Regions from separate parts of the Homo sapiens genome. Here region 1 is linked to region 2. A link is an interaction called in ENCODE POLR2A ChIA-PET data of the cell type or tissue named here. Cell type or tissue: OCI-LY7. All regions are shown on one strand. Links, peaks and the distances in the headings refer to the core of each region. The heading gives the core; the rest is flanking DNA.

Region 1 (4,000 bases), core at 1-4,000, 280 kb before region 2:
CAGAGTAAATAATACTGATTAGCATCTTTGCTTGTAAATAATATAGGCAAAGGTTTGAGGGAGATATCTTCAAACTTTCCTAATTCGCATATTCTGAGAAACTATCCTTAGACCATCCATAACATTACTCCAACAGTGACAGGAACAAGAGGTGCACAACTCAAGAGTCAAAGATGAACAATGGCAGCAGAAAAAAGAAAAATAAATTGTTTCAAAACTGTTGCTATTAACCCATGCTAAATTAAAGAGTTATTATTTATACATATATAAATTAAAGAGCTTTATTTTAAGCTAAAATAAAGAGTTTCAGTTTGGGAAGATTTGAAAAAGTTCTGGAGATAAATGGCAGTGATGACTGCCTAGCAATATAAATGTACTTAATGCCAATGAACTGTATACTTAACAAGGTAAATTTTGTTTTATATATTTTACAATAAATCAGCTGAATATGCTTTTGTGCTTGATTATGTGTATTTCTGTAGAATAGGTATATGAAGATTTACAATCGCATATATTTGGCAGATTATACCTTCAATAAATACAGACTATCCCCTTTCTATCCCTCTTAATGCTTTTGGTCTTTAATTCTGGTTTATCTTGTACTGATATTGCCCCCTCTGCTATCTTTGTGTAATCATTTATTAGTTATTTCCAGCCTTTATCCAGCCTATTATTTATAAACTTCCTATAAGTTATTTTAAGATGTGTTTGTAAATAGCATAAAGCTATTCTTCATTTACTTCAATCCCAAATGATAATCTGCATTTTAATAAAATATGTTAATTGATTTATATTTACTGGGATTACTCATGCTGAAAATATTGCTGGCATTTTATTTTCTGTGCTCTATTTGTGATGTTTTCTTGATTACTTTATCTGTCCTTCATTCAGGGTTTTATTTTCTAGCATTTATCCGTTATCAAAATCCTTAGCCTATTTTTCACTTCTCTTCATTTAATTTGAACACTATACTCCTACATTTAAAAACTAATTAATAGATATTTGCCTTAAACATCAATGTCATAGTTTTTAGGTTTAGCGCTCAGGTTTTTGTTTTTTGTTTTTTAATTTATTTGCTCACCAATGTTTCTTATACTCCTCTTTTCCTTTTATTGTATTGATTTTTCACTTCCCTAGAAAACATGTTCAAGTAATAATCTGCATATAGAGTCTATTAGGCAGTAATCTGACTGCATGTCCTTTGATTTGGTTCTTTCCCTTCATTGTTTTTTTTTAAATTATTTTATTTTTAGACAGAGTCTCACTCTGTCGCCCAGCCTGGAATGCTACGGCATGATCTCGGCTCACTGCAACCTCCGCCTCCCAGGTTCAAGCGATCCTCCTGTCTCAGCATCCCGAGTAGCTGAGATGACAGGCACCTGCCACCATGCCTGACTAATTTTTACATTTTTAGTAGAGAGAGGCTTTCACCATGTTGGCCAGGCTGGTCCTGAACTCCTGACCTCAAGTGATCCACCCGCCTCATCCTCCCAAAGTGTTGGGATTACAGGCATGAGTCACAGTGCCTGGCCTCCCTTGTTTCTGTTCTCCTACACAGCTCCTACTACACAATATAATAAAATTTCTTAATCTATACTGTACCTTAATTTCTCTTTCATATTTTTTTTTTTTGAGACAGAGTCTTGCTCTGTCGCCCAGGATGCAGTGGCGCAATCTCGGCTCACTGCCACCTCTTGCCTCCTGCGTTCAAGCAATTCTCCTGCCTCAGCCTCCTGAGTAGCTGGGACTACAGGTGCATCCCACCACGCCACCCTGCTAATTTTTGTATTTTTAGTTGAGACTGTGTTTTACTATGTTGGCCAGGCTGGTCTCGAACTCCTGACCTCAGGTAATCCACCCGCCTCGGCCTCCCAAAGTGTTGGGATTACAGGCGTGAGCCATCGTGCCTGGCATTTTTGGGAAATTTCTTAAAAATATCGATAAGAAGCTGTCAATTTTCCTGTCTTAAATGACTGTCACAATTATCCTCCTCATTCATAAGAAGGGTGACTGGCTGGGCGTGGTGGCTCACGCCTGTAATCCCAGCACTTTGGGGGGCCAAGGCGGGCAGCAAGAGATCGAGACCATCTGGCCAACATGGTGAAACCGTCTCTACTAAAAATACAAAAATTGCTGGGTGTGGTGGCGCGTGCCTGCAGTACCACCTACTCAGGAGGCTGAGGCAGGAGAATCACTTGATCCCAGGAGGCGGAGGGTGCAGTGAGCTAAGATTCTGCCACTGCACTCCAGTCTGGCAACAGACCGAGATTTGGTCTCCAAAAAATAAAACAATAAAAAAAGAAGAAGGGTGACCATACTGCCAGATTATCCAGAAATGTTCTGGGTTGTTCTTGTTGTTTTGAAATAATTACTAATAGCATCCTTATCCCTCTGAAAAGCATCACATTTTTTTTTTTTTTTTTTTTTTTTTTTTGAGACAGAGTCTTAAACTGTCGCCCAGGCTGGAGGGCAGTGGTGCGATCTCGGCTCACTGCAAGCTCCGCCTCCCGGGTTCATGTCATTTTCCTGTCAGTCTCCTGCCTCAGCCTCCAGAGTAGCTGGGACTACAGGTGCCCGCCACCAGGCCCAGCTAATTTTTTGCATTTTTAGTAGAGACGGGGTTTCACCGTGTTAGCCAGGATGGTCTCGATCTCCTGACCTCGTGATCTGCCCGCCTCCACCTCCTAAAGTGCTGGGTTTACAGGCATGAGCCACCGCGCCTGGCTGCATCACACTTTTTATAATAAATTCTAGAGTCATACTACCTCTAGGGAAATCCAGACTTATCACATTCAAGTACGACTTATCCAACTATCTGGCATGCATCTAAAATACAAGGTATTTTGTCACCTGAAATCAATGACTGTCACAGGTTGAAACATCTTAAAAAATCACCTTTTGGTACCAAAAGAAAACAAAGTTACTGACTTGTTTATGCAGATCTCTTAATCACATTTTACATGCACTGCAAACTGATTCCAATTCAACATTTTATAATTCTACTAAAATGTTACTACTTCTCATTTCAGTAAAATAAAGAAAAAAATAATCAGTTCAGTTAATCCCAGGTAAATGTCTGTGTACTGGTCTGTTCTCATGCTGCTAATAAAGACATATCAGAGACTGGGAAATTTATAAGGGAAAGAGATTTAATGGACTCACAAAACAGATCCACATGACCGGGGACGCCTCACAATCATGGCAGAAGATGAAGGAAGAGCAAAGGGACATCTTACATGGTGGCAGGCAAGAGAGCTTGTGCAGGGGAAATCCCATTGATAAAAACATCAGATCTCGTGAGACTTACTACCATGAGAACCATGTAAGAAAAACTGCCCTTATGATACAGTTATCTCCACCTGGTCCCACCCTTGACACATGGGGATTATTACAATTCAAGATGGGATGTGGGTGGGGACAGGGCCAAACCATATCAGTCTGTAACTAATCTATAAAAGACTCCCTTGGCTGGGGACAGTGCTTCACGCCTGTAATTTCAGCACTTCGGGAGACTGAGGAGGGTGGATCACCTGAGGTCAGGAGTTCAAGACCAGCCTGGCCAACATGGCGAAACTCCATCTCTACTAAAAATAAAAAGATTAGCCAGGCGTGGTGGCGCATGCCTCTAATCCCAGCTACTCGGGAGGCTGAGACAGGAGAATCGCTTGAACCCAGGAGGCAGAGGTTGCAGTGAGTGGAGATTGCACCACTGCACTCCAGCAAGACTCCATCCCAAAAAAAAAAGACTCTTTCTACTCTATTATTTCTAAAGTCTCTTTAAATTCAGTATTTCACAAGTCTATTACAAAATTTTACCAATTAAAGTGTGTGACAGTAAAACAAAGAGAAATTCAGAGTAGAGCACAATTGGAATACCATCATACTATGAGAATATGGCTTCATTAAGCATTCATCCTAGGTGTACACTAGTATAAAAAGATAAGAGGAGAGATTTTCACAAAGAATATTTCTTGTGAAACACAGGATACCATAAAAGTCA
Region 2 (6,076 bases), core at 1,013-5,012:
TAGCACTTTGGGAGGCTGAGACGGGTAGATCACCTGAGGTCAAGAGTTTGAGACCAGCCTGGCCAACCTGGTGAAACCCCATCTCTACTAAAAATACAAAAAATTAGCCAGGTGTGGTGGTGGGCAGCTGTAATCCCAGTTACTCGGGAGGCTGAGACAGGGGAGCTGCTTGAACCTGGGAGGCGGAGGTTGCAGTAAGCCGAGGTTGCGCCATGCACTCCAGCCTGGGCAACAAGTGCGAAAGCCCATTTCAAAAAAAAAATCAAAAACAAAAAAACACCACACTGAATACAAGTTTACTTACACTAAATAGTAAATTGAGTCCATGATTAGAATCAAGTAACAAAGGGGAAATAAACTATAAAGTACCACAATACTTTTAGTTAATAATTAGAACAAAATTATTTATCTTAAATTCCTTTTAATGTCTTGTTTCTGAAAGCAGCATGTAAATGCATTTGTGGGTATGGGGAAAATGATAAAGAAGTATAAAGGGAGCATAAAGGAAGCCAGACTGCCAGAGTCTGAATCCCAGATCTTCTAATTACTACCTATATAACCTTTGGAAAGTCAACTAACTTCTCCGTGCCTCAGTTTTTTCATCTGTAAAGAGACTTAGCCCTACCCACCACATGGGGCTATTGTAGGGATTACATGAGTCAATATATACAATATGCTAAGAACAGTAGTTGGCATCTAACACATACTGTTAACTATTATTATATAATGTTATTATGTTCCTGTTAACTATTACTATATTACTTTCTCTTTCTGCATCATTGTGGTTAACAACTACCACACTGGATAGCACAAACAAAAAAATTTCCATCACTGCAGAAAGTTACATTAAACAGCACTATATCAAACTATAGGATAGTTAAAATGCCTGGTGAGATGATGCATATAATCCTCTTCCCTAATTTATTAGGAAGTGCTTAGTAAAAAGCACTCCTAAACCCTAAGTGTTTTTTAATCTAATACTTTGACATGTAACAACAAAGAACTTAGGTTTCATTTCTATTTAACAAAACAAATAAAGGAGGGATGGGAAAGAGAGACAGTCTCTTCTGTAAAGATTCTTTTGTTTTTTTTGAGACAGGATTTCACTCCTATTGCCCAGGCGAGAGTGAAAGGCACGATCTTGGCTCACCGCAGCCTCTGCCTCCCTGGCTCAAGGGATTCTCCTGACTCAGCTTCCAGAGTGGCTGGGACCACATATGCATGCCATCGTGCCTAGCTAATTTGCGTGTGTGTGGTTTTTTTGTTTTTGTTTTTGTTTTTTTGAGACAGGGTTTCACCATGTTGCCCAGGCTGGTCTCAAACTCCTGAGGTCAAGTGATCTGCCAGCCTCAGCCTCCCAAAGTGTTGGGATTACAAGAGTGAGCCACCACGCTCAGCCTAGACAAAGGGATTTATGAATTTAAAATTTCCTGTCTACCCTACATCAAGCTATCCACTAAACTCTCCCTCTTTGTGAATGGTACCATGCTTATAAGAGAATTAATTATATTCAAATACAATTATCAATATATTAAAGCAACTTAAAATATTGTAATATGATTCTTTAACACAGTAAATAAGATCTAGAGGTTAGTCTAACAATTACCCTAATTTTGAAGTACTGAAATTGTACTTTGAAATATCTACAACATCTGTAGTTTTCCTTTTTTTTTTTTTTTTTTTTTTGAGACAGAGCTGTGCTGTCACCCAGGCTGGAGTACAATGACATGATCTCGGCTCACTGAAACCTCCGCCTCCCAGTTTCAAGTGATTCTCCTGCCTCAGCCTCTCGAGTAGCTGGGATTACAGGCATGTGCCTCCACGCCCAGCTAATTTTTGTATTAACATTTTTAGTAGAGACAGGATTTTGCTATGTTGGCCAGGCTAGTCTTGAACTCCTAGCCTCAAGTGATCCACCCACCTCGCCCTCTCAAAGTGCTGAGATTACAGGCATGAGCCACCACGCCAGGCTTTTTTTTTTTTTTTTTTTTTTTTTTTTTGAGACAGAGTCTCGCTCTGTTGCCCGAGCTGGAGTGCAGTAGCGTGATCTCAGCTCACTGCAACCTCCGCCTCCCAGGTTCAAGCAATTCTCCTGCCTTGGCCTCCTGAGTAGCTGGGACTACAGACACGTGCCACTACGCCCGGCTAATTGTGGTTAAGAGACAGAGTCGCCCTCTGTCACCCAGGCCCTCTGTCACTGCAACCTCAAGTTCCTGGGCTCAGGCAATCCTCCCACCACAGCCTCTCAAGTAGCTGGGACTACAGGCCCACACCACCACACCCAATCTGTAATTTAATATGAAAATATTTCTAATTTCTGTTGGTGACAAAATAAGTATTGCTAACACAACTGTGATTTGTTGCCAACATTTGAAATTGAAGGAACTGCTAAATTTCAGTTATAGGTTAGTAAAAATAAAGATGTCATTATTTTGCCATCCAAATTCAAGAACCCAAGGTTTTTTGTTTTAATTGCTTAAGACATTAGACTTTAGAGTCACAAAAACCTGGACTCAACCACTTTCCAGCTATGTAACATTGGGAAAAGGTACTTAACCTCTCTACCTTGCCTGTGAAATAGGAATAATACCTACATAAAACTGCTGTGTTGTTTAATTATTATGCATGTAAGCTACTTGACACCATGTTTGATACATTTTCAATAAATATGTACACTATTATAATCAGAACTATATATAGTTCACAACTCTCACTGTGCATCAGAAACTCAGATTTGGGTTCAGCTGGTCTGGGACAAATCCCAGACACTGCTATAGTTTTAAAGCTGTCAGGTAATTCTAAGGTGCAGCCACTGGCCTAAGGACAAAGTTCAAACACTTTCCTTTGGCACTTCACTCTGCTCATGACTTACAGCTCTGTATTTTAATCACTCTTCCCTAGTCACCCCATGCTCCAAACACAATCAAGTAACACTTTCTGAAGAGGTGGGCTATAGCAATGATTCTTAAACTTCAGCCTACATCAGAATCACCTGAAGACCTGTAAAAACACAGATTGCTCATCCCCAGAATTTCTGAGTTGGCAGGCCTATGGTGAAGGCCAAGAATCTGCATGTCTAACAAGTTTCTAAGTAATGCTGACACCATGGTGCTAGGACCACACTTTAAGAACCACTGGGCTATATATCACAGCTCTGTCCCTTTGCATATATACACTGTACCTTCACCTGAAATGTCATTCTCATCTCCAACATCTACCCTTGTCTGGCTTTCACTTCTCTTTCAAAACTCACATAACAATTCATCTCCTTCAGGAAGCATTTGCTCACTTCAACAAACCACCTCAAGGCATTCATTACCCACTACAAAACTTTACTACAAAAAAAAAAAGCAATACAGAATGTTTATGATACAGTAATGCAAAGGGTGGATATTTGCTGGAATACACAGGTTCTTTTGTAAGAATTAGAAAAAGCACTCTCCTCTGGGCAGGTAAACTAGAAAAAGCTGGAAAAAGCAAATAGAATTTGTCAAGCAGAATAAAATCTGGATTTCAGCCTTCCCCTACCACTTTGGCCAAGTATCTTTAGGCAGGGTACCAATTCTACAACCATTCATGGCAGCCCCGGCACTGTGTGCCACTAAAATACAAAGGCAGAGAGAACACTTAGATCAACCCTGGATGGGAGAAAGAGAGGAGCAATAAGCCTATCAAGTAAAGATTTCCGAAGAAGGTACTACCTAAGTTCTGAGTCTTCATATGCCCCTCCTTGTGTACTTCGGGAAAACAAGAACTGTGCTTCAATGTCTTTATAACCACACTATATGGCTCATTGTAAATGTTCAACAAATGCTTGATGAATGACTCAATGAGCAAAATTACACGAAAACACTTGCTAACCTATCTCTTTTTCATCAAGTATGTAGCAAACACATGCCCACACCTGGCACCAGAAACTATAAGTGCTATCTAAATATCAACATTTTATTTGGCCTGTGCACTTATCAGCTAGTGGAAAGCATAAATTATTCCAATAAACAGACGGGAGGTGTGGAGGCAAAATATCACACCTAGGTCTTCAAAACTAATGACTTTCAAATCAAAAACTGCATTACCTGATAAAGACTTAACTTCATGATTATTTCAACAGGGACTAAAAAAATTACAGGAAATCTTGGAAACCAGCTATCTGGCCAAAGACACTAATTTTAGAGATGAAGAAACTGAGGCCCAGAGAAGTAATCAATCAAAGACACACAGTTAGTGGCAGAGTTATAATTAAAACTCAGATCTCTGGCCCTACACTAGTTTTTGTTCTTCTACACCATGTTGCCTTTGTATCTATAAAATCAAATCTTTTATCCACAACTAAAAAAAAAAAAAAAAAAAAAACACCTTAGTCACAATTTTGTTGTCTGCATCCCAATGGGAGGAAAAAGTAGTAAGCCATCATCTTATTTTGTCTAGAGGTAACTTTCCAACTTTGCTCTTGGTTTCATGCCTAACCTTCTGTGTGCAGAATAATAAAGAAAAAGCTAAGATTCATAAATAATCCTGATAAAGCCATCAAAATTTATCAACTACCAAAGAAGCATTACAATGTCTTTCCAGGATGCAGCACTTTTCTGAAGAAAGAAAAGGAGCCTAATTTCCGAAATATGTTTACTAAAAAGCAGAACACGCTGGTGATAACCTTCATCTCTCAATTAACCAGAGTACCTTATCATCTGACCATTCTCATTAATAAATTTTTTGTTTTTGAGACAGAGTCTTGCTCTGTCACCCAGGCTAGAGTGCAGCGGCGCAATCTCAGCTCACTGCAACCTCTACCTCCCAGTTTCAAGTGATTCGCCTGCCTCAGCCTCTCAAGTAGCTGGGATTACAGGTGCCCACCACCATGCCAGGCTAATTTTTGTATTTTCAGTAAAGACGGGGTTTCACCATCTTGGCCACACTGATCTCAAACTCCTGACCTCGTGAGCCACCCACCTCGGCCTCCCAAACTGCTGGGATTACAGGCTTGAGCCACCACGCTCGGCCTCATTAATAAAGTTTTAATCTATTGCTAGCCCTACCTGCTGATGAGAACCAATTAACTAAAATTCTTTGCTTACAGAAAGTAACCTCAGCATTTACTTAGATTACGATATGTCTTTTAAGATAAATGATCTTTGGATCTATGCACAACACAATATAGTCTAGTGGTTAAAACCTAACTTTTTTTTTTTTTTTTTTTTGAGACAGTCTCACTCTGTCACCCAGGCTGGAGTGCAGCGGCATCATCTTAGGTCACTGCAACCTCTGCCTCCTGGGCTGAAGCAATCCTCCCACCTCAGCCTCCAGAGTAGCTGGGACTACAGATGCGAGCCACCATGCCTGGCTAATTTTTGTATTTTTTTGTAGAGACAGGGTTTCGCTATGTTGCCCAGGCTGGTCTCAAACTTCTGAGCTCAAATGATCCACCCACCTCAGCGTCCCAAAGTGCTGGGATTACAGGCATGAGCTACCGTGCCTGGCCAAAGGCTAACTTTTTAACGCACACTGACAGGGAGAAGGGCAACTCCTTTTACTTTTGTATTTGCACTGTTGTGCAGCCCACAACAGTGGAATACTTTTATTATTATTCCCATTTTACAGATGAGAAAACTGAGACTTAGAAAGGTTAAAGAAGTTGCCCAAGTTTACATAGACAGAAACACGCAATTAGAATTTGATACAGTGTGATTCAGGCACCAGGAACTCTCCCAGACAATGGACAATAGATTTCTTAGCCATCTGTCATGTGACAGTGCTTCATCTGTGAACACATGAGATTTTTAACTGTAACTAGCAGCACATGGCATAAACTAAGGCATTGTTTTCCCAACAGTTAATTTAGGCTATAAGAATAAAATAGAACACAGCCTAAAATGTTCAACTTTTATACCTTGGCACTATAAGAATTTCTACACACTTGCAGGCCCGGCACAGTGGCCCACGCCTGTAATCCCAGCGCTTCAGGAGGCCAAGGCGGGCGGATCACAAGGTCAGGAGATCAAGACCATCCTGGCTAACACGGTGAAACCCTGTCTCTACTAAAAATACAAAAAATTAGCCGGGTGTGGTGGCGGGCACC

Evidence for each region. Peaks named below come from ENCODE experiments on the same cell type or tissue, not always from the same donor. Only the 100,000 strongest peaks of a DNase experiment are listed, where the experiment ranks them.
Region 1: POLR2A ChIA-PET joins it to region 2 with 6 read pairs; 3 of 35 experiments call an interaction of 5 or more read pairs at or near these places.

What each region holds. Positions count from the first base shown.
Region 1 is chr3:136,445,191-136,449,190 of GRCh38, forward strand. All of the region lies in intron 14 of STAG1 (STAG1 cohesin complex component), which reads right to left. Among named protein-coding and RNA genes, the nearest start is that of PCCB, 200 kb to the left of the region's middle. In OCI-LY7, for the core only: no CTCF peak of the experiment used is centred there; no DNase peak of the experiment used is centred there.
Region 2 is chr3:136,727,907-136,733,982 of GRCh38, forward strand. The region is part of intron 1 of STAG1 (STAG1 cohesin complex component); the gene reads right to left. Among named protein-coding and RNA genes, the nearest start is that of STAG1, 21 kb to the right of the region's middle. In OCI-LY7, for the core only: no CTCF peak of the experiment used is centred there; a DNase peak (open chromatin) is centred at 3,205.